Regions from separate parts of the Homo sapiens genome. Here region 1 is linked to region 2. A link is a loop called in an ENCODE intact Hi-C map of the cell type or tissue named here. Cell type or tissue: spleen. All regions are shown on one strand. Links, peaks and the distances in the headings refer to the core of each region. The heading gives the core; the rest is flanking DNA. Region 1 overlaps NFILZ (NFIL3 like basic leucine zipper). Region 2 has its middle 9.5 kb from the start of ANGPTL4.

Region 1 (10,569 bases), core at 1,246-9,245, 290 kb after region 2:
TAGTAGAGACGGGGTTTCACCATGTTGGTGAGGCTGGCCTTGAACTCCCGACCTCAGGTGATCAGCTTGCCTTGGCCTCCCAAAGTGCTGGGATTACAGGCGTGAGCCACCATGCTTGGCTAATTTTTGTATTTTTAATAGAGGTGAGGTTTCACCCTTTTGCCCAGGCTGGCCTCGAACTCCTGACCACAAGTGATCCGCCCACCTTGGCCTCCCAAAGTTTTGGGATTACAGGCATTAGCCATTGCGCCTGGCCTATATGGAGGCTTTTGTATGGAGAGACAGGACACTGGTCCCCTGGATACTGGAGGGGGACAGTCAGGGATAGAGCTGGGGCCAAGGGGAAGATATAGAAGTGCGAATCAGGTGAGGTATAGGACAGGGTGCCTGGAGGGGAGGCCAGAATCTTCATTCTAACCAAATCCTTGCCTAGTTTTTAAAAAAATGGGCAAGGCTGAATGTGGTGGCTCATACCTGTAGTCCCAGTACTTTAAGAGGCCAAGGCAGAAGGATCACTTGAGCCCAGGAGTTCGAGGCTGCAGTGAGCTAGGACTGTGCACTCCAGCCGGGTGTGATGACGCACACATATAATCTCAGCTCTCAGAAGGCTGAAGCAGGAGAGTCACTTGAATCCAGGAGGCAGAGATTGTAGTGAGCTGAGATCACACCACTGCACTCCAGCCTGGGCAATAGAAAAAAAACCAAAACCAAACCAAAACAAAACCTTAAACACAAAGTTACCATAGAACTCAGCAACTCCTGAGGTCAGGAGTTCGAGACCAGCCTGACCAACATGGTGAAGCCCCTTCTCTACTAAAAATACAAAAATTAGCAGGGAATGGCGGTGCATACTTGTAGTCCCAGCTACTTGGGAGGCTGAGGCAGGAGAATAGCTTGAACTGGGGAGGTGGAGGTTGCAGTGACCCGAGATTGCACCACTGCTCTCCAGCCTAGGCGACAGAGTGAGACTCCATCTCAAAAAAAAAAAAGGCCGAGTGCAGTGGCTCACGCCTGTAATTCCAGCACTTTGGGAGGCTGAGGCATGTGGATCACCTGAGGTCAGGAGTTTGAGACCAGCCTGACCAACATAGTGAAACTCCATCTCTACTAAAATACAAAAAATTAGCCAGGCATGGTGGCAGATGCCTGTAATCTCAGCTACTTGGGAGGCTGAGGCAGGAGAATCACCTGAACCAGGGAGGCGGAGATTGCAGTGAGCTGAGATTGCGCCACTGTACTACAGCCTGGGCGACAAGAGCAAGACTAAAGATGGTCTCAAAAAAAAAAAAAAAAAAAAAAGAAAAGAACAGAAAAAGAAAAACAAAAAGCCTCCACATAGTCCCCTTGCTCTTGTAGAACAGAGAAGGACTTCATAGACCTTTCCCCAACACAGGTTAGTGCCAGCATGACCTTGCCAGGCCACCTTAATAGAGCAAAGATCAGTAGATGCTATGGGAAGTCAAATTTTCTCAACATTAGAAACTCTTTCCAACACACAGAAAAATGGAAAGAATTGGGCACAGGCACACTCACCCCTAGATTCTACAACGAACTCATTGCCATTCCGCGGTAAACGCTAAGCCAGGCGTCACACGCTATGCTGTGTGATGCTAGAAGTGCGCACACTTATCCTGTTGGTGGTGGAATTTACACGTGCGTTCATGAGTGTGCACGTGCGTTAGCCGCTGTGTGCATTTGTGGGCGTGCAAAGGGATGTGCCTGGGGGAAAACCTCACACAGTGGTTAGGAAGCCTGTGCAGTTGAACTGTGGGGGCTCCCGTCTTGCTTCTGCCACTTAAGGACTGTGGGGCCTTGGGCGAATTGCCCAACTTCTCTCCTGCCCGTTTCCTCTTTCAGTGTGGATTCATTCATTCAACAAATATTTACGGAACGAACACCTCCTGCGTGCCAGGCTCCATTCCAAGCACTGGGGGTTGCAGCGGCGAACAAAACAGACCCAAATGCCTGCCCTGGTGGGCCAGGAAGGCAGAAATAAAGATGAAGAGTTGGTCAAGTCTGCAGTATGTCACAGGGTGGTAGGGCTGCGTTTGTGTACATGGGGAAGAGGCTGCAGCTTTAGAGGTGGGGGGACCTCCCGGGGAAGGTGAGGAGAGTGAGGTGCTTCTAGGGGGATGGAGGGGAGGGGAGAGTCTTTCTGGCAGAGGGCAAAGCAAGTGCAAAGGCCCTGAAGCAGGAATTTACTTTGCTGTTTTTTTTTTTTTTTTTGAGATGGAATCTCGCTCTGTTGCCCAGACTGGAGTGCAGTGGCACAATCTTGGATCACCGCAACCTCTGCCTCCCGGGTTCAAGGGATCCTCCTGCCTCAGCCTCCGAGTAGCTGGGATTACAGGCGCACACCACCATGCCCAGCTAATTTTTTGTATTTGTAATAGAGACAGGCTTTCACCACATTGGCCAGGCTGGTCTCAAACTCCTGGCCTCAAGTGATCTGCCCGACTCGGCCTCCCAAAGTGGTGGGATTGCAGGTGTCAGCCACTGAGCCCGGCCTACTTGGCTGTTTAAGGAACAGTGAGGAGGTCCATGTGGTTGGAGCAGAGTGATAGAAGGGGTGAGAGGAAGGAGGGCAAAGGCAGAGAGGTGACAGTGGGTGTTGTGGGGAAGGAGAGCTTGCAAGATCTCAAGAGTTACAGGCATGGCAGGCCAGGCATGGCGGCTCACACCTGTAACCCCAGCACTTTGGGAGGCTGAGGCAGGAGGATCATTTGAGCCTGGAAGTTTGCGACCAGCCTGGGCAACATAGCAAGACCCCTGCCTCTACAAAAACAAAACAAAACAAAACAAAACGCAACAATTAGCCAAGTATGGTGGCATGTGCCTGTAGTCCCAGCTACTCAGGAGGCAGGAAGATCGCTTGAGCCCAGGAGTTTGAGGCTGTAGTGAGCTATGATCGCACCACAGCAATACAGCCTGGGTCACAGAGCCAGACCATCTCTTAAGAAAATTAAAAAAAAAAAAAAAAGATTTGCAGAAAGTACTCAAGCTTTTACCCTGGGATGTGTTGAGGGTGTCCTCTCTGGCTGCTGGGTGGATGATAATAGCACCTACCTGAAGGAGTTGTTGGAAGGACGACATGAATTAATATGTGTAAAGTGATAGGCCAGTGTCTGGCATATACCACACATGGGGTAAGGATTAGTTTATTTTTATATGCGGTAGGCGTGTGTGTGTTGGGTGTCTCTGGGCGGCAGCTGAGCCAGGTGGCCATTAGTGAGTTTGTTGTTGTGAAAGAATCTCTCTAACACTATTTAAAAAACCCTGCTGGGTGTTTAAAAGCCCTACTGGGGTTGCCATGTTTTGGCTGGGTCCCGGCTCTTTTGTATAACAGATGTTACCCAGATGTCAGCTGGGGTCAATAGAGCCTCAGAGATTTGGCGTCTGCCTCTCTCCCACGACCTGTGGGAAGCCTGGTGCCCTCTGTGAGATGCTTGTGAATTCCCAGGGCCTCTGTTCTCATGGTTGCGTCTTGGCCTGAGTTCCTGCCCGCTGAACTCTTGCCCTCACCCACCTTCCTGGGGCCAGTGCTTTGCGGGTGAACCGGTCCTGTGTTCTTGATTTTCCCCCAGATCACTCTTGCACATGGACTGCCTGCAGGTTGCCTCTCAAGATACTGTGCTCTCCCAGTCTGGCCAATGTAGCAAGAACCTATTGTTCCTGCTGTAGTTTTTTTTTTTTTTTTTTTTACCATTGCTTGAGCTTCTGCATAAGATGTTGCTTGACAAAGCATTCCACCACCAACAGGAAAAGTTTACACACTTGTTGCATAACACAGCATAGAGCGTGATGACCGGCTTGGAGTTTACCAGGCTGTCCTGTGAAGGGGAAGTTCACTTAGGACACCCGGGGCCAATGGCTGTGAGCAGCAGAAGGTGCCTTTGATGTCAAGCTGTCTTGAACGCTGCTGCTCCCGGGTGGGTAAGAGCTGGCACAGTCCAGAAAAATTGAGGCGGCGACACGATGAGAGACAGCAACCCATCCCCAGACAAACCTCAAGAGACCAGAAGCAGCCACATTGCACCAGACTTCTGGAAAATTAGGCAAGCGTTGGCAACAGAATATGTTGTGGACTCTTCTCACAGTTTCTGTAATCATTAACTGCTTTCTCAGGGTGTGGATATTCAAGGACCAGAGGTCAAAGTTACAGCAACAGCACCTTGCAAGGGGCAGGGGTGAGGAGAACCTCCTTGGGCAGGTCGTGCTGTATGGGATAAGCCCAGAACTGGTTTAGTTCTGAGACGAGGGTGCAGATAGTATTGGAAAGATGCATATCACTCAAGCCTGGAAGAAGACCAGGGTTACACTTAACCTTGACTGCAGTTCAATGCCTCGGTAATATGGACTGAATTGTAACTAAGACTGTTCTCTGCAAGGTTTGCTTGGTTTCTGCATCTTTGTAATTGTAGCATTTGGTGTTCACTTGAAGGATGGGTCTTCAAGAGCATATTCTCCAATGTTTCTTTCTCACGGCTCACCACAACCTCGACCTCCCAGGCTCAAGTGATCCTCACACCTCAGCCTCCCGCGTAGCTGGGACTACTGGCATGCACCACCACACCTGACTAATGTTTGTTTTTTTTTTGTAGAGATGGGGTCTCCTTATGTTGCTCAGGCTGGTCTTGAACTCCCAGGCTCAAGCAATCCGCTCACCTCAGCCTCCAAAAGTGCTGAGATCACAGGCGTGAGCCATCATGCCTGGCCTCTCCAGTGTTTCTTAAATGTTTCTGGACCACATACTTGTTTAGGAATTCACCCAAATCTAAAGACCACTGCTGGCCCATTGCCAAAATTCCTCCCACCCCAAATATATTTACCCAAAAGATTTTGCAGATAGTTGTATGGTATTGTGGTGCTGCAAAATTTTATCCACAGAGCCCATTCCAATTCTGGGTTCATAACCTCTGATCTAGCTTGGTTCTCTTATTTTACACATGGGGAAACTGAGTCAAAAGAGCACAAAGACTTGCTCAGGGTTATGAAGACACTTCATGACAGCCCTTGGTGTCAGAGTAAGAACTGGATGTGAGTTCCCTTACCAGCTGAGATGTCTTCTCTCTGTGCCTCAGTTTCCCTATCTGCAAAGCCAGGATAATAATAGCACTTACTTGGTAGGGATGCTATGAGGATCACATGACACATATGTGAAGCATTTAGAACCAATGCCTTAATAAATGATAGCTTTTTTTTTTTTTAGAGAGAGCTTCTCACTCTGTTGCCCAGGCTGCTGGAGTGCAGTGGCACAATCACACCTCATTGCAGCCTCAAACTCCCAGGCTCAAGGGATCCTTCCATCTCAGTTTCCTAAGTAGCTGGGACCACAGATGTGCACCATCATGCCCAGCTAGTACTTTTTTTTACATTTTATGTTTTTTGTAGAGACAGGGTCTTGCTATGTTGGCCAGGCTGATCTTGAACTCTTGGGCTCAAGTGATCTTCCTGCCTTAGCCTCCCAAAGTGCTGGGATTACAAGTGTGAAGCCACCATGCCTGGCCTATGGCTCTAATTTTTATCACCGTTCTCTTTTTTTTTTTTTTTAAGTGTAGACCCGAGTTGATTCTTTAGCCTGTAGCTAAGTCAAAGTTTGAACCAAAGAACTCCTGCCACCTAGTGGTTCTGTGATGAATAAAGTAGGGTTTGCAGCACTGAAACATGGTGATCACATGCATGTCTTTGCCTGTGTGGTTATTGTTGGGGAATTAGTGGCTATGTCTCTTTCCAAAGAGAGTGTGTTTACACATTGTATCTGTTAGCCTTTGCTGTGTAACAAACTACCCTATGGATTGCAACCATAGCCACTTATTAACCCTTGATTCTGTGGGTTGGCAACTTGGTTGAGTTTAGCCAGGCGGTTCTTCTGTCGGTCTTGCTTGGGCCCATGCATGTGGCTACAGTTAGCTGGTGGGTTGGCTGGGGCTGACTACCTTGGATTGCTTCACTCATGAGTCCATTAGCAGGCTGTTTGCTGGGGTGCCTTGGTTCTCCTCCACGTGGCCTCTCCGGTGGGCTTGCTCAAGCTCATTCCCATGGTGGTTGCAGAGTTGCTAGGAAAAGCAGAGAATATAGCCCTAATGCGCAAGAACTTCCCCTTGTGTCATGTTTGGTAATGTCTGATTGGCTAAAACAAGCCATATGGTCAAACCCAGACTCAGGAAGTAAGGAAACAGAATCTATCTCTTGACTGGAGGAAATGACAAATATTGTAAATATTGGGGCTGTTCTTCCCACTCCCCAATCTGTCACACATGTTTGCTGGCGAGTGGTTGGGTGTTGAATCGTCAGTTTCAACTTAAAGGATTTTGACTCTTTTTTTTTTTTTTGAGACAGGGTATCTCCCTGTCACCCAGGCTGGAGTGCAGTGGTGTGATCATAGTTTACTGCATCCTCAACCTCCTAGGCTCAAGCTCTCCCCCCACCTCAGCCTCTTGAGTAGTTGGACCCATAGGCATGCACCACCACACCTGGCTAATTTGAAAATTTTTTGAAGAAATGGGGTCTCCCTCTGTTGCTCAGGCTGGTCTCAAACTCCTGGGCTCAAGTGAAGTTCCTGCATCAGCCTCCCAAAGTGCTGGGATCACAGGCGTGAGCCATCACACCCAGCTAAGGATTTTGACTCTAAAGATATGTTTTCACATGTTTTCACTTCTCAAAAGAAGAGAGTTTATAAGTAGAGACCATAACTTCCAGGCTAGCCCACCAGTCTTATGATGGAAAATAACTTCCTCTCTATGGGATGTGATGGTTAATTTTATGTGTCAACTTGACTGGGCCATAAGACACCCAGATATCTGGGTTAAACATTATTTCTGAGTGTATCTGGGAGGGTGTTTCTGGGAGAGATTAGCATTTGCATTGGTGGACTGAGAAAAGCAGATGGTGCTCCCCAATGTGGGCAGACCTCATCCAATCTGTTGAGGGCCAGACTAGAACAAAAAGGCAGAGAGGAAGGTTGAATTCTGTCTGTGTCAAACTGTGGAATAGGGACATTGATCTTCTACCCCTGGTGCTCCTGGCTCTCAGGCCTTCAGACCTGGCTTGGAATCTGCATCATTGGCTCTCAGGCTCTCCAACCTTTGAACAATACCATGAATCTTCCTGGGTCTTCAGCTTGCAGAAAGCAGATCATAGGATGTCTCAGCCTCCATAATCAGATGAGCCCTGTAATTATATAATCCTTATAATAAATCTCACCCTGGATCTCTCTATCTCTTTCTGTTGCTGTCGCTCTCTCTCCACCTTTCTGATCAGCTATTGATTTTGTTTCTTGGGAGAACTCTGACTAATTCACAGGACATTTCCATTTCTTCGTTTATTGTGGGGTTCTCTCTCTCAGCCATTTGCATTCCCCCAACACCTCCTTCCCTCATTATGGATTGAATTGTTCCACCCCAAATGCACGTATTGAAGCCCCAAACCCCAGTGTGACTGAATTTGGAGATAGGGCATTGATTGATTGATTGATTGATTAATTGAGATGGAGTCCTGCTCTGTTACCCAGGCAGGAGTGCAGTGGTATGGTCTTGGCTCACTGCAGCCTCCACCTCCTGGGTTCAGATGACTCTCATGCCTCAGCCTACCAAGTAGCTGGGATTACAGGCGATTGCTACCATGCCCAACTAATTTTTGTACTTTTAGTAGAGACAGGGTTTCACTATGTTGGCCAGGCTGGTCTCCAACTCCTGACCTCAAGTGATCCACATGCCTCAGTCTCCGAAATTGCTGGGATTACAGGCATGAGCCACCGTAGCTGGTAATAGGGTCAACTTGTACATGTATTTCAACTCATTTCCAGCGGAGGTCAGTCAAGAATCTCATTCTATTAAAGTCAGTCTATGCTATGACTTTGAAGTCTGTTGCCCAGGCTGATTGCAGTGGAGACCATGGCTCACTGCAGCCTCAACCTCCCATACTCAAGAGATCCTTCTGCCTCAGCCTCCTGAGTAGCTGGGAACACAAGTGTATGCTACCATGCCTGGCTATTAAAAGAATTTTTTTTTTGTAGAGATGGGGGTCTTACCGTGTTGCCCAGGCTGGTCTTGAACTCCTGGGCTCAAGCAATCCTTCTGCCTCGGCCTCCTAAAGTGCTGAGATTACACTCTTAAACCACCATGTCCAGCCAGATGACTTTTTTTTTTTTGACTGAGTTTTCGCTCTTGTTGCCCAGGCTGGAGTGCAATGGCATGATCTCGGCTTACCACAACCTCCGCTTCCCTGGTTCAGAGGATTCTCCTGCCTCAGCCTCCCAGTAGCTGACATTACAGGCAAACGCCTCCATTCCTGGATAATTTTGTATTTTTAGTAGAGATGGGGTTTCGCCATGTTGGTCAGGCTGGTCTCGAACTCCTGACCTCAGGTGATCCCACCCTCCCCCCATCCCCCACCTCAGCCTCCCAAAGTGCTGGGATTACAGGCATAAGCCACCGCACCTGTCCAGCTTTCCATTTTCTTACTTATCAATTATCTCACTGTATGAGATACAATTTCCTTAATTCTGTTTTATTTTAAGAGACAGGGTCTTGTCTGTCGCCCAGGCTGGAGTGCAGTGGTGCAATCATAGCTCACTGCAGCCTCAAACTCCTGGGCTCAAGTGATCCTCCCACCTCAGCCTCCTGAGTAGCTGGGACCTCATGTTTGCACCACCACACCTGGGTGATTTTTTTTTTTTTTTTTTTAAGATATGGGGGTCTAGCCATGTTGCCCAGGCTGGTCTTCAACTCCTGGCCATAAGCTAATCCTCCTGCCTAGGCCTCCCAAAGTGCTGGGATTACAGGCATGAGCCACAGTTCCTGGCTCCTACATTACTTTTTCTGATCATGTTGTCCCCAGCCTCAGCTGTGATTGGCTCCAAACCCCAGCTCCCAGCCAACACCTCATCTTTTGGTTACAGTGATTGGCTCAGGAGTGAGTGTGTAACACACCCAGAGCCAATGAGAGGCAAGGACATTTGCTGGGGATTCTGGGAAAGTACACCTCCCTTTTTCTTTCTTGGGAGCAATTGAAAGAGACCCTCGAGCTGGCCCTAGAGGGTGTGGGTAGGAGAATGGGAGAAATGGCAGTGACTGCTTTGTGGACTACTGGGGAAGGATTGGGGCGTTAGCTGCAATGTGGAGCCTGAACATAAAGCCCAGGCAGCCAGTGATGGCAGAGGAGAGGCACCAGAGCCTTGGTGAGGTCTGGTGGATGCCTGGATCAAGCCTCACCTGAAGCAGCTAGCTTTTCAGTTATGTGGGTCCATATTTACTGTGAAAACGAAGATGATATTAGGTTGATGCAAAAGTAATTGTGGTTTTTGCCATTAAAAGTAACTGGAAAACCACAATTAGTTTTGCACCAACCTAAATAATATGTGACATTGTATAGCTCCTACTACATGCCAGACCCTTATTTTTTTTTCTTTTTTTTTGGGGGGGATGGACTCTTGCTCTGTTGCCCAGGCTGGAGTCCAGTGGCGCGATCTCGGCTCACTACAACCTCTGCCTCCTGGGTTCAAGTGATTCTCCTGCTTCAGCCTCCCGAGTAGCTGGGATTATAGGTGTGTTCCACCACACCCAACTAATTTTTATACTTTTAGTAGAGATGGGGTTTCACCATGTTGGCCAGGCTAGTCTCGAACTCCTGACCTCAAGTGATCTGCCCACCTCGGCCTCCCAAAGTGCTGGGATTACAGGCGTGAGGCACTGCGCCCAGCCTAACCACTTGCCTTGTATTAATCTCCATTGCACAGATGAGGAAGCTGGGGCGCAGAGAGGTTAAGCAATTTGTCCAAGGCCACACAGCTGGCGTGGCCAGAACCAGGATTCCTGGACCCCTCACCTTGTGTTCAGTTCTGCCACTTGCTTCTGTTTTTACACCCAAAGGAGTTCTGACTGTTTCCCAGTAATGCCAGAGGCTGCATAACTGGAGAGAGGAAGTAAGAGCCACTCTTCCTTTGCCTAGAACCGTCAGTGGCTCCCCGAGGCCCCTGGGTTAAAGACCACAATCCCCACTGTGGCCGGCAAGCCCTGCACAATGCAGTTCCCTCTATCACTTCCCGTCCTGTCTCCCACTGCTGTCCCCACGTCACTCAGCCCTCACCGAGCTCCTCTTTGTCCCTCCAATTTGCCAAACACCTCAGGACCTTTGTCTGTGCTGTTCCCTCTGTCTAAAATGCCCTTCCTCTGCTGCTCCTCCTAAACCAAGAGCAAATGCGTATCCTCAGAGAAGTGACCCCTCACAGCCTTCCTCCTGACCCGGATCTAGGCTAGGAAAACCCAGGCAGGAAGAACACAGGCCCTGAGGCAGCTGGCCCCAGTTCAAATCCGACTCCATGACTGCCTTGCTGTGTGACCTTGGGCGGATACCTTGATCGCTCTGTGCCTCAGTTTCCTCATCTGTAAAATAGGATGTTAATAGGCAGGTACTCCTGCCTTATAAGTTTGGGTGAGGATCAGAGGAGGCTATTATGTGGAACGTGATTAGAACAATGCTGAACTCAGTTATGCAGGCAGCTAATAACAGTAGTGTAAAGGCAAGGGTTGGTGCACTATTCACAATAGCAAAGACATGGAATCAGCCCAA
Region 2 (10,569 bases), core at 1,178-9,177:
CTCCATCCCTCCCTTTCCCTTACAATAGAAGCATTGCATGCCTGGGCATGGTGCCTCACACCTGTAATCCCAGCACTTTGGGAGGCCGAGGCAGCAGGAACGGTTGAGCCCAGGAGTTCGAGATTATCCTGGGCAATATAGTGAGACCCCCCATCTCTACAAAAACTACAAAAATTAGCTGGGTATGGTGGCATGCACCTGTAGTCCCAGCTACTGGGGAGGCTGAGGTGGGAGGATCGCTCGAGCCCAGGTGATCAAGGCTGCAGTGAGCTGTGATCACATCACTGCACTCCAGCCTGGGAAACAGAGTGAGACCCTGTGAAAGAAAGAAAGAAAGAGAGAAAGAGAGAAAGGGAGGAAGGGAGGAAGGGAGGAAGGGAGGGGAAGGGAAGGAGGAAGGAAAGAAGGAAGGAAGGAAGGAAGGAAGGAAGGAAGGAAGGAAGGAAGGAAGGAAGGAAGGAAAAAAAAAAAAAGGATCGCACAATTGGCTGCTTGTCCTGAAGTGTTTCCTATGGTCTAAATGTTGCTGATCCTACACTCATTGTGTAGTTAGTTCAGGATGTTCTTCTGTCCTTGGTATTCCCTGCAAATTGGCGGTTGCTTCTAGAACTGGGGTCAGACTCAGATTTGATTACTTTGACATGACTACTGATGGCGTTCTGTTCTTTCACTAGGAGGCTTGTGATGTTTGGCTGTGCCTCCTTTCCTCAGTCCAGTAGCCATCGAGAATTAACTCCTTAGAGATTACAAAATAGTGATGTCATATCTCTTGTGTTTCTTCCTTCTTTATTTACTTATTTAATTTTTTTTATGAGATGGAATCTCGCTCTGTCACCCAGGCTGGAGTGCAGTGGCACAATCTCAGCTTACTGCAACCTCTGCCTCCCAGGTTCAAGTGATTCTCCTTCCTCAGCCTCCCTAGTAGCTGGGATTACAGGCTTGTGCCACCACGCCTGGCCATTTCGTCCTTATTTGTTAGTTGAATTCTTTTTTTTTTTTTTATGCAAGATACTTCTTCTTATGTACTATCTGGTTTTCCAGTGACACTTTTAGAGAAGAAAGGCAAGATAAAAACCTGATTATTGGCCAGGTGCAGTGACACATTCCGGTAATCCCAGCACATTGGGAAGCTGAGGCAGGAGGATCGCTTGAGCCCAGGAGGTCGAAGTTGCAGTGAGCCATGATTGAGCCACTGTACTGCAGCCTGGGCAACAGAGTGAGACCCTGTCTCATAACATAAAATCATTATGGCTGGCACAGTGGCTCACGCCTGTAATCCCAGCACTTTAGGAGGCTGAGGCGGACAGATCACTTGAAGCCAGGAGTTCGAGACCAGCCTGGCTAACATGGTGAAACCCTTCCTCTACTAAAAACACACAAAAAATTTAGCCAGGCATGGTGGTGCATGCCTGTAGTCCCAGCTACTCCAGAGGCTGAGGCATGAGAATCACTTCTCTTGAACCCAGGAAGCAGAGATTGCAGTGAGCCAAGATCACACCACTGCACTTCAGCCTGAAAGACAGAGACTCTGTCTCAAAATAAAAAAGAAGAGAAAGGTAGGAGGGTCAGAGTTATAGAAGGTGTTATGATGGAAGCAGAGGGGTGTGTGTTTGTGTGTGTGTGTGTGTGTGTGTGAGAGAGAGAGAGAGAGAGAGAGAGACAGAGAGAGAGAAAAGGAGATTGGAAATTGCGGCCAGAGTGGTGGCTCATGCCTGTAATCCCAGAATGTTGTGAGGCTGAGGCAGGCGGATCACTTGAGTTCAGGAGTTCGAGACCAGCCTGACCAATATGTTGAAACCCTCGTCTCTACTGAAAATACAAAAATTGGCCAGGCGCGGTGGCTCACGCCTGTAGTCCCAGCACTTTGGGAGGCCAAGGCAGGCGGATCACGAGGTCAGGAGATTGAAACCATCGTGGCTAACACGGTGAAACCCCGTCTCTACTAAAAATACAAAAAATTAGACGGGCGTGGTGGCGGGTGCCTGTAGTCCCAGCTACTCAGGAGGCTGAGGCAGGAGAATGGCATGAACCCGGGAGGCGGAGTTTGCAGTGAGCCAAGATCGCACCACTGCACTCCAGCCTAGGTGACAGAGCGAGACTCCGTCTCAAAAAAAAAAAACAAAATTTAGCTGGGCATTGTGGCGTGCGCCTGTAATCCCAGCTCTTCAGGAGGCTGAGGCAGGAGAATCACTTGAACTCAGGAGGCAGAGGTTGCAATGGGCTGAGAGTGCAGTATTGCACTCCAGCCTGTGGTGGTGGGCGCCTGTAATCCCAGCTACTCAGAATCCCACCACAGGTGCTCAGCACACAGTAGACACTCAATAAATTTTCACTGAATGGAAAGATTGAAAGGTGATTTCAAGCTCCCTGCAGACCAAGAATTTCTGAAGAGTATTCCTGCCTAGCTAGCCAGTGGGGAGAGGTATAAGAAAGAAAAGGGGCCGGGCACGGTGGCTCATGCCTGCATGCCCAGCAATTTGGGAGGTTGAGGTGGGCGGATCACCTGAGGTCAGGCGTTGGAGACCAGCCTGGCCAACATGGCGAAACCCCATCTGTACTAAAACTAAAAAATGTATCCGGGCATGGTGCTGTGCACCTGTAATCCCAGCTACTCAGGAGGCTGAGGCAGAGGTTTCAGTGAGCGAAGATCGCGCCACTGCACTCCAGCCTGGGTGACAGAGCGAGACTCTGTCAAAAAAAAAAGAAAGAAAGAAAAGAGAGACAAAGAAAGAAAGAAAGAAAGAAAGAAAGAAAGGAGGGAGGGAGGGAAGGAAGGAAGGAAGAGAGAAAGGGGGGAAAAGAAGAAAGAAAAAGAGGGAGGGAGGGAAAGAGAAAGAAAGAAAAAGAAGGAAAGAAAAAGGAAGAAAGGAGGGAGGGAGGGAAGGATGGAAGGAAGAAAGAGAGAAAGAGGGGAGAAAAGAAAGAAAGAGAGAGAGGGAGGGACGGAAATAGAAAGAAAGAAAGAGAAAGAAAGAAAGAAGGAAAGAGAAAGAAAGAAAGAAAAGGAATTTTGCTTGCGTGGGTGAGGAAGATGCTCTTAGACCTCTTAAACAACTTCCCTCCTCCCCCACATTCCTAATACCCTGGGTGTTCATGGTAGAAAATGTGACCCTTCTCTCTCCCACCCTGTCCCAGGCTGAGGCTTGAGTCAGAAAAGAAAAGAGAGAGGGAGGAGGTTCCCGGGCACTCCAGAATACATTGAACCCCTTGGGAGCCACTTTCAGCTCCTTTGCCATTTTAGGGGCCTCCTGGAAACTCCAAGGCACCCCTGCCCCCATCTGGAATGCTTAACTGCCCAGAGAGACTGCGCCTGTCTCTGAACAGTTTTTTTTTTTTTTTTTTTTTTTTTTTTGAGACAGTCTCGCTCTGTCGCCAAGGCTGGAGTACAGTGGCGCGATCTCAGCTCACTGCAAGCTCCGCCTCCCGAATTCAAGCAATTCTTCAGCCTCAGTCTCTCCAGTAGCTGGGATTACAGGCACCTGCTATCAGCCCAGCTAATTGTTTGTATTTTTAGTAGAGACAGGGTTTCACCATGTTGGCGAGGCTGGTCTCAAATTCCTGACCTCAGGTGATCCGCCCACCTCTGCCTCCCAAAATGCTGGGATTACAGGCGTGAGCCATTGTGCCCGGCCTGTCTCAGAACATTGACACCCCTGACATGAGAGCTAATTGGCCCCAGTCAGGAGCTTCAAAAGACAGCATTGGCCAGTTGTGGTGTGCATGCCTGTAATCCTAGTGCCTCGAGAGGCTAAGACAGGAGAATTGCTTGAGGCTGAGAGTTTGAGACCAGCCTGGGCAACAAAGCAAGACCCTGTCTCTAGAAAATTTATTTATTTATTTTTGAGACAGAGTCTTGCTCTGTCGCCCAGGCTGGAGTGCAGTGGCGCAATCTCGGCTCACTGCAAGCTCCGCCTCCAGGGTTCAAGCAATTCCCCTGCCTCAGCCTCCCTAGTAGCTGGGATTACAGGCACCTGCCACCATGCCTGGCTAATTTTTTGTATTTTTAGTAGAGATGGGGTTTCACCGCATTAGCCAGGATGGTCTCCATCTGCTGACCTCGTAATCCACCCGCCTCGACCTCCCAAAGTGCTGGGATTACAGGCATGAGCCACTGCACCCAGCAGACATTTTTAAAAATTAGCTGGGGATGGTAGCATGTTCCCGTAGTCCCAGCTACTCAGGATGCTGAGATGGCAGAATTGATTGAGCCCAGGAATTTGAGGCTACAGTAAGCTATGATCACGCCACTGCACTGCAGCCTGGGCCAAGAGCAAGACTGTCTCAACCGGGGTGCAGTGGCTCACGCCTATAATCCCAGCAATTTGGGAGGCTGAAGCGGGTGGATCACTTGAAGTCAGGAGTTTGAGACCAGCCTGGCCAACATGGTGAAACCTCATCTCTACTACAAATACAAAAGTTAGTCGGGTGTGGTGGCGTGCGCCTGTAGTCCCAGCTACTTGGGAGGCCAAGGCAGGAGAATCCCCTGAACCCGGGAGGTGTAGGTTGCAGTGAGCCGAGATCGCGCCACTGTACTCCAGCCTGGGCGACAGAGCGAGACTCTGTCTCAAAAATCATCATCGTCGTCATCATCTCCACTTCCCCCTTGATTTACTCAGTCTTCTCGAGCCTCCCACAGCGGGCGGGCAGCCGCCAGGAGGCCTTGAACTTCCTCTCAGGCGCCTGGGATCAGCGGGAAAGGAGCGCGTCTGAGCGGCCAGAACAGCTGCTCTCGAGTTCACCACCAGAGGGCGCTGCTATCTAGGGTAAACCCCCCGGGGCCGCGGTTGTCAAACCGGGTATATACAGAGAAGGAATTTTCGGGGTGGGGGGTAGTGGGGGAATCTATCTCTAGCTTTTTCTTATTGTTGTAAAAATAATTTCCCAAAAATAAAAATAGGCTGGGCGCGATGGCTCACGCCTGTAATCCCAACACTTTGGAAGGCCGAGGCGGGTGGATCACTGGAGATCAGGAGTTCAAGATCAACATGGTGAAACCCAGTCTCTGCTAGAAATACAAAAATTAGCCGGGCATGGTGGCCAGCAGCTGTAATCCCAGCTACTCAGGAGGCTGAGGCATAAGAACCCCCTGAAGCTGGGAGGCATAGGTAGTAGTAAGTCGAGATCGCCCCACTGCACTCCAGCCTGGGTGACAGAACAAGACGCTGTCTCAAATAAATAAATAAATAAATCGTAAATTACAAAACAATGACAAGCTTTAAAAATAGGCCAGGTACGGTGGCTCACGCCTGTAATCCCAGCACTTTGGGAGGCCGAGGCGGGCGGATCATGAGATCAGGAGATCAAGACCATCCTGGCTAACACGGTGAAACCCCATCTCTACTAAAAATACAAAAAATTAGCTGGGCCTGGTGGCGGGCACCTGTAATCCCAGCTACTCGGGAGGCTGAGGCAGGCGAATGGCATGAACCCAGGAGGTGGAGCTTGCAGTGAGCCGAGATAGTGCCACTGCACTCCAGCCTGGGCGACAGAGTGAGACTCCGTCTCAAAAACAAAACAACAACAAAATTAAATGAAAAATAAAATAAAAGAGGTCACGGTTTTGGGCACCGTTAATTCCAGCTAGTGAGCAGGCTGAGATGGGAGGATTTCTTGGGCCCAGTAGTTCCAATCCAGCCTTGGCAACACAGCAAGACATCCCACCACCACCCCACGTGCCCTCCCCCGCCACCGTCTTAAAAGACAGAAAGAGAGATTCAATGGTTTGGAACTAAAGAGAACTAGGTTCAAATCTTTTTTTTTATCTCTTTTTTTGAGATGGATTCTGGCTTTGTCACCCAGGCTGGAGTGCAGTTGTGCGATCTTGGCTCACTGCAGCCTCTGCCTCCTAGGTTAGAGCGATTCTCCTGCCTCCGCCTCCCAAGTAGCTGGGAGGTAGCACTCACCACCATGCCCAGCTAATATTTTGTATTTTTAGTAGAGAGAAGTTTTCACCAGGTTGGCCTGGCTGGTCTCAAACTCCTGATCTCAGGTAATCTGCCCACCTCAGCCTCCCAAATTGCTGGAATTACAGACATGAGCCACCACGCCTGGCCTAGGTTCAAATCTTGACCCTTCTGAGCTGTGTGACTTTGTCCAAATTCCTAAAGGTCTCAGAAGCTCAATTTATCTCCTTTCAGGGACCGACTTGAGGTTGAGATAAAATGGATTACACAAGTGTCTGATGGTGTAAAGGTGGCACTAAATAAATGTACGCTGCTACAGTTATTATTTCCTTAGTGACTTCATAGCTGTCTGCCCTGCAATGTACAAGTTCCCAGACTGGAAGGAATTATGGGGAAAAGCTAATAGGGGAGGGTGGAAAGGCAACCCCGTTCCCTTCTGAGCACCAGCCCAGATTCTGAGTCATCCTTTCTGCCCTGAGTGTTTGAGGTCCTGCTCTTGGGCTGACCTTTCTTGGTGACCTGGATGTGAGTACAGTGTGGCAGGAAGACTGTGGTTAGTTGCTGGGGGCGGTAGAGGCCAGTCACTGGACACGATGTGCCATTACATAGTCCTAACAACCTTGTGGGCTTGTCTGAGAAGAATCCTGCATGTCTCAAGCCAGAGAGAATTTTTCATGCTCTTCCTTGAACCTGAGTCATCTATTTCCTGTACACTTTGTCTAGGACTCTGTCAAGCATCTCTCAGTCTTAGGACCCCTGCTCCAGGAATCCTTACCTAATGGGATTGACATCTTTTCTATACTCTTCTAGGCCTGTGTGCTTACCCCATTGCAGCATTGACCATCTAGGATTCAACTTATGTAGTTAAATCTTAGCACCATTCATGGTGCCAATGAGCAAACAGATATCATGTGCCTCCTGATATCATACACTGAGAAGGACACAACATCACTGCCAAAAATACATAACAGGCACCTTAAGGGGAAGAAACATCTGCATCAGACAAATGCAAAATGGAGGACGTGCTACAAAAAACCGGTGTGTACATCTCGAAAATATCAGTGTTTGGCCAGGCATAGTGGCTTATGCCTGTTGTCCCAGCTACTCAGGAGGCTGAGGTGGGAGGATCACTTGAGCCCAGGAGGTTGAGGCTGCAGTGAGCTGTGATCTCACTGCTGCACTCCAGCCTTGGTGACAAAGTGAGACCGTGTCTCAAAAAATGCCAGTGCCCTGCCTGGTATAGCGAATGCACCTGTATTCCCAGTTACTCAGTAGGCTGAGGCAGGAAGATTGCTTGAGTCCAGATTTGAGACCAGCCTCGGCAACATAACAACGACCCTGTCTCAGATTAAAAAAAAAAAAAAAAAGGACCAACAGGATATGACAATGAAATGCAGTGGATGATTCTGGATAGGGTCCTGCTCATAAAAAACATGGCTGTGAGGCCGGGCGCGGTGGCTTACGCCTGTAATCCTAGCACATTATAGTGTATCCGGGAGGATCATGAGGTCAGAGTTCGAGACCGGCCTGACCAACATAGTGAAACCCCATCTCTACTAAAAATACAAAAATTAGCTGGGCATGGTGGCGTGTGCCTGTATTCCCAGCTACTCAGGAGGCTGAGGCAGGAGAATTGCTTGAACCCAGGAGGCTGAGGTTGTGGTGAGCTGAGATCATGCCACTGCATTCCAGCCTGGGCAAAAGAGGGAGACTCAGTTTTTTTTAAAAAAACAAAACAAAACAAAAAACAGCTGTGGCCAGGCACAGTGGCTCATGCCTGTAATCCCAGGTCTGTGGGATGCCGGGGTGGGAGGATCGCCTGAGTTCAGGAGTTCAAGTTTGAGACCAGCCTGGGCAATGTAACTAAACCCTGTCTCTACCAAAAAATACCAAAATTAGCCTGGTGTGGTGGCATGTGCCTGTAGTCCCAGCTGCTCAGGAGGCTGAGGCAGGAGGATCACTTGAGCCCAGGAGTTGGAGGCTGCAGTGAGCTATAATCGCACCACTGCACTCCAGCCTGAATGACAGAGTGAGACCCTGTCTCCAAAACAAAGGAAAACAAACAGAAACACAAACCACAGCTGTTCAGGTCATGCTTGACACAATTGATGAAACTGGAATATGGACCATAGATTAGATAACAGTACTATGTCAGGGTCAAATTTCCTGAAATTGCTAGCTGTACCACGGTTATATAAACACTTTTTTTTCTTAGTAAAGGGCAAAAGGCACACGTTATGTGTGCAATATATCCTTAAGTGGGTCAGAAAAAGAAGATGTACAAAAAAGTGTGTATTATCTCACCCTGCATGAGTGTATTATATAAATATATAAGAATACGTCTCTATGTGAGTGTATTTTATCTATCTATGCACTTATGCACTTATGTATTACGTATACGTGTGTGTGTGTTGTTGTTGTTTTGTTTCTTGTTTTTTTTGTTTTTGAGACAGAGTCTCGCTCTGTTGCCCAGGCTGGAGTGCAGTGGCCTCATCTCGGCTCACTGCAAGCTCCACCTCCTGGGTTCACGCCATTCTCCTGCCTCAGCCTCCTGAGTAGCTGGGACTACAGGTGCCTGCCACCACGCCTGGCTAATTTTTTGTATTTTTAGTAGAGACGGGGTTTCACCATGTTAGCCAGGATGGTCTCGATCTCCTGACCTCGTGATCCACCCGCCTCGGCCTCCCAAAGTGCTGGGATTACAGGCGTGAGCCATCGCGCCCGGCCTTTTTTTTTTTTGAGATGGAGTCTTGCTCTGTCACCCAGGCTGGAGTTCAATGGCGCAGTCTTAGCTCACTGCCACCTCTGCCTTCCAGGTTCAAGCGATTCTCCTCCCTCAGCCTCCCGAGGAGCTGAGTTTACAGGCCTGAGCCACCGTGCCAGACCTCTTTTTTTTTTTTTTTTTTTTTTGGGACAGAGTCTCACTCTGATGCCCAAATGGGAGTGCAATGGTACGATCATAGCAGACTGCAGCTTCCACCTCCTGAGCTTAAGTTGTCCTCTTGCATCGGCCTCCTTGAGTACGTGTGGGAGTACGGGTAGGCACCACCACACCTGGCTAATTTTTTATTTTATTTATTTTTTTATTTTTATATTTATTTATTTATTTTGAGATGGAGTTTCGCTCTTGTCACCCAGGCTGGAATACAATGGCACAATCTTGGCTCACTGCAACCTCTGCCTCCCGGGTTCAAGTGATTCTCCTGCCTCAGCCCCCCAAGTAGCTGGGATTACAGATGCCACCATGCCCGGCTGATTTTTTTTTGTATTTTCAGTAGAAATGGGGTTTCACCATGTCAGCCAGGCTGGTCTTGAACTCCTGACCTCAGGTGATCCGCCTGCCTCGGCCTCCCAAAGTGCTAGGATTACAGGCGTGAGCCGCCACGCCCAGCCCTAATCTTTTATTTTTTGGAGGGATGGGGTCTCACTTTGTTACCCAGGCTGGTCTGAAATCCCTGATTTCAAGCAATCCTGCCACTTCAGTCTCCCAAAGTGTCAGGATTACAGGTGTGAGACACCCTGCCCAGCCTGTTTGTGTATGTTATATATATGTATCTCTCTGTATGTAAGTGTGGCTCTCTCCATATATGTATATATATATCTTTATGTGTATTGCATATGTATGTGTCTCTGTGTGTATTATATATATTTATATTTTATGTCTCTATGTGTGTTTATTTATTTTTTGGATACAGGGTCTTGATCTGTCCCCTAGGCTAGAGTGCAGGGGTGCAATCTTGGCTCACTGTAGCTTTGAGCCTCGACTTCCCAGGTTCAAATGATCCTCCCACCTCAGCCTCCCAAGTAGCTCATACTACAGGAATGTGCCACCACGCCTAGCTATTTTTTTTTTTTTTGAGACAGAGTCTTGCTCTGTCACCCAAGCTGGAGTGCAATGGTACGATCTCCGCTTACTGCAGCCTCCACCTCCTGGGTTCAAGCGAATCTCCCACCTCAGCCTCACAAATAGCTGAGATTACGGCCACACACCACCATGCCTGCTAATTTCTGTATTTTTAGTAGAGATGGGGTTTCACCATGCTGGCCAGGCTGGTCTCGAACTCCCAGACTCAAGTGATCCACCCACCTCAGCCTCCCAAAGTGCTAGGATTACAGGTGTGAGCCACCATGCCGGGCCCCAGCTAATTTTTTTTTTTTTTTGAGACAGAGTCTCGCCCTGTTGCCCAGGCTGGAGTGCAGTGGCGCAATCTCTGCTTACTGCACCCTCTGCCTCCCGGGTTCCAGCGATTCTCCTGCCCCAGCCTCCCGAGTAACTGGGATTACAGGCGCGCGCCTCCACGCCTGGCTAATTTTTACATTTTTAGTAGAGACCGGGTTTCACCATGTTGGTCAGGCTGGTCTCGAACTTCTGACCTCACGATCTGCCCACCTTGGACTCCCAAAGTGCTGGTATTACAGGCATGAGCCACCGTGCCCAGCCTGGCCCCAGCTAATTTTTTAAATTTTTTGTACAGACAGGGTCTTGCCATGTTACCCAATCTTGAACTCCTGGGCTCAAGCAGTCCTCCCACCTTGGCCTCCCAAAGTACTGGGATTACAAGCATGAGCCACCTTGCCTAGCTTAATGGCATTTACATTTGTAGTGAAATACACATAACAGGCTGGGCGCAGTGGCTCATACCTGTAATCCCAGCACTTTGGGAGG

What was found. A loop is a pair of places that touch in the nucleus more often than their neighbours do. Peaks named below come from ENCODE experiments on the same cell type or tissue, not always from the same donor. Only the 100,000 strongest peaks of a DNase experiment are listed, where the experiment ranks them.
Region 1: it touches region 2 in a loop (11-fold over the local background); 7 of 110 quality-filtered maps call a loop at or near these places.

Annotation. Positions count from the first base shown.
Region 1 is chr19:8,636,636-8,647,204 of GRCh38, forward strand. All of the region lies in intron 3 of NFILZ (NFIL3 like basic leucine zipper), which reads left to right. Among named protein-coding and RNA genes, the nearest start is that of NFILZ, 11 kb to the left of the region's middle. In spleen, for the core only: a CTCF peak has its summit at 5,665 (motif pointing left); DNase peaks (open chromatin) are centred at 1,826, 3,579 and 3,876; H3K4me3 peaks cover 3,947 bases; H3K27ac peaks cover 4,175 bases; H3K27me3 peaks cover 3,455 bases.
Region 2 is chr19:8,349,390-8,359,958 of GRCh38, forward strand. No RefSeq gene overlaps it. Among named protein-coding and RNA genes, the nearest start is that of ANGPTL4, 9.5 kb to the right of the region's middle. RefSeq lists an enhancer at 4,740-4,819. In spleen, for the core only: CTCF peaks have their summits at 4,713 (motif pointing right) and 4,913; a DNase peak (open chromatin) is centred at 4,742; H3K27ac peaks cover 2,342 bases; H3K27me3 peaks cover 3,365 bases.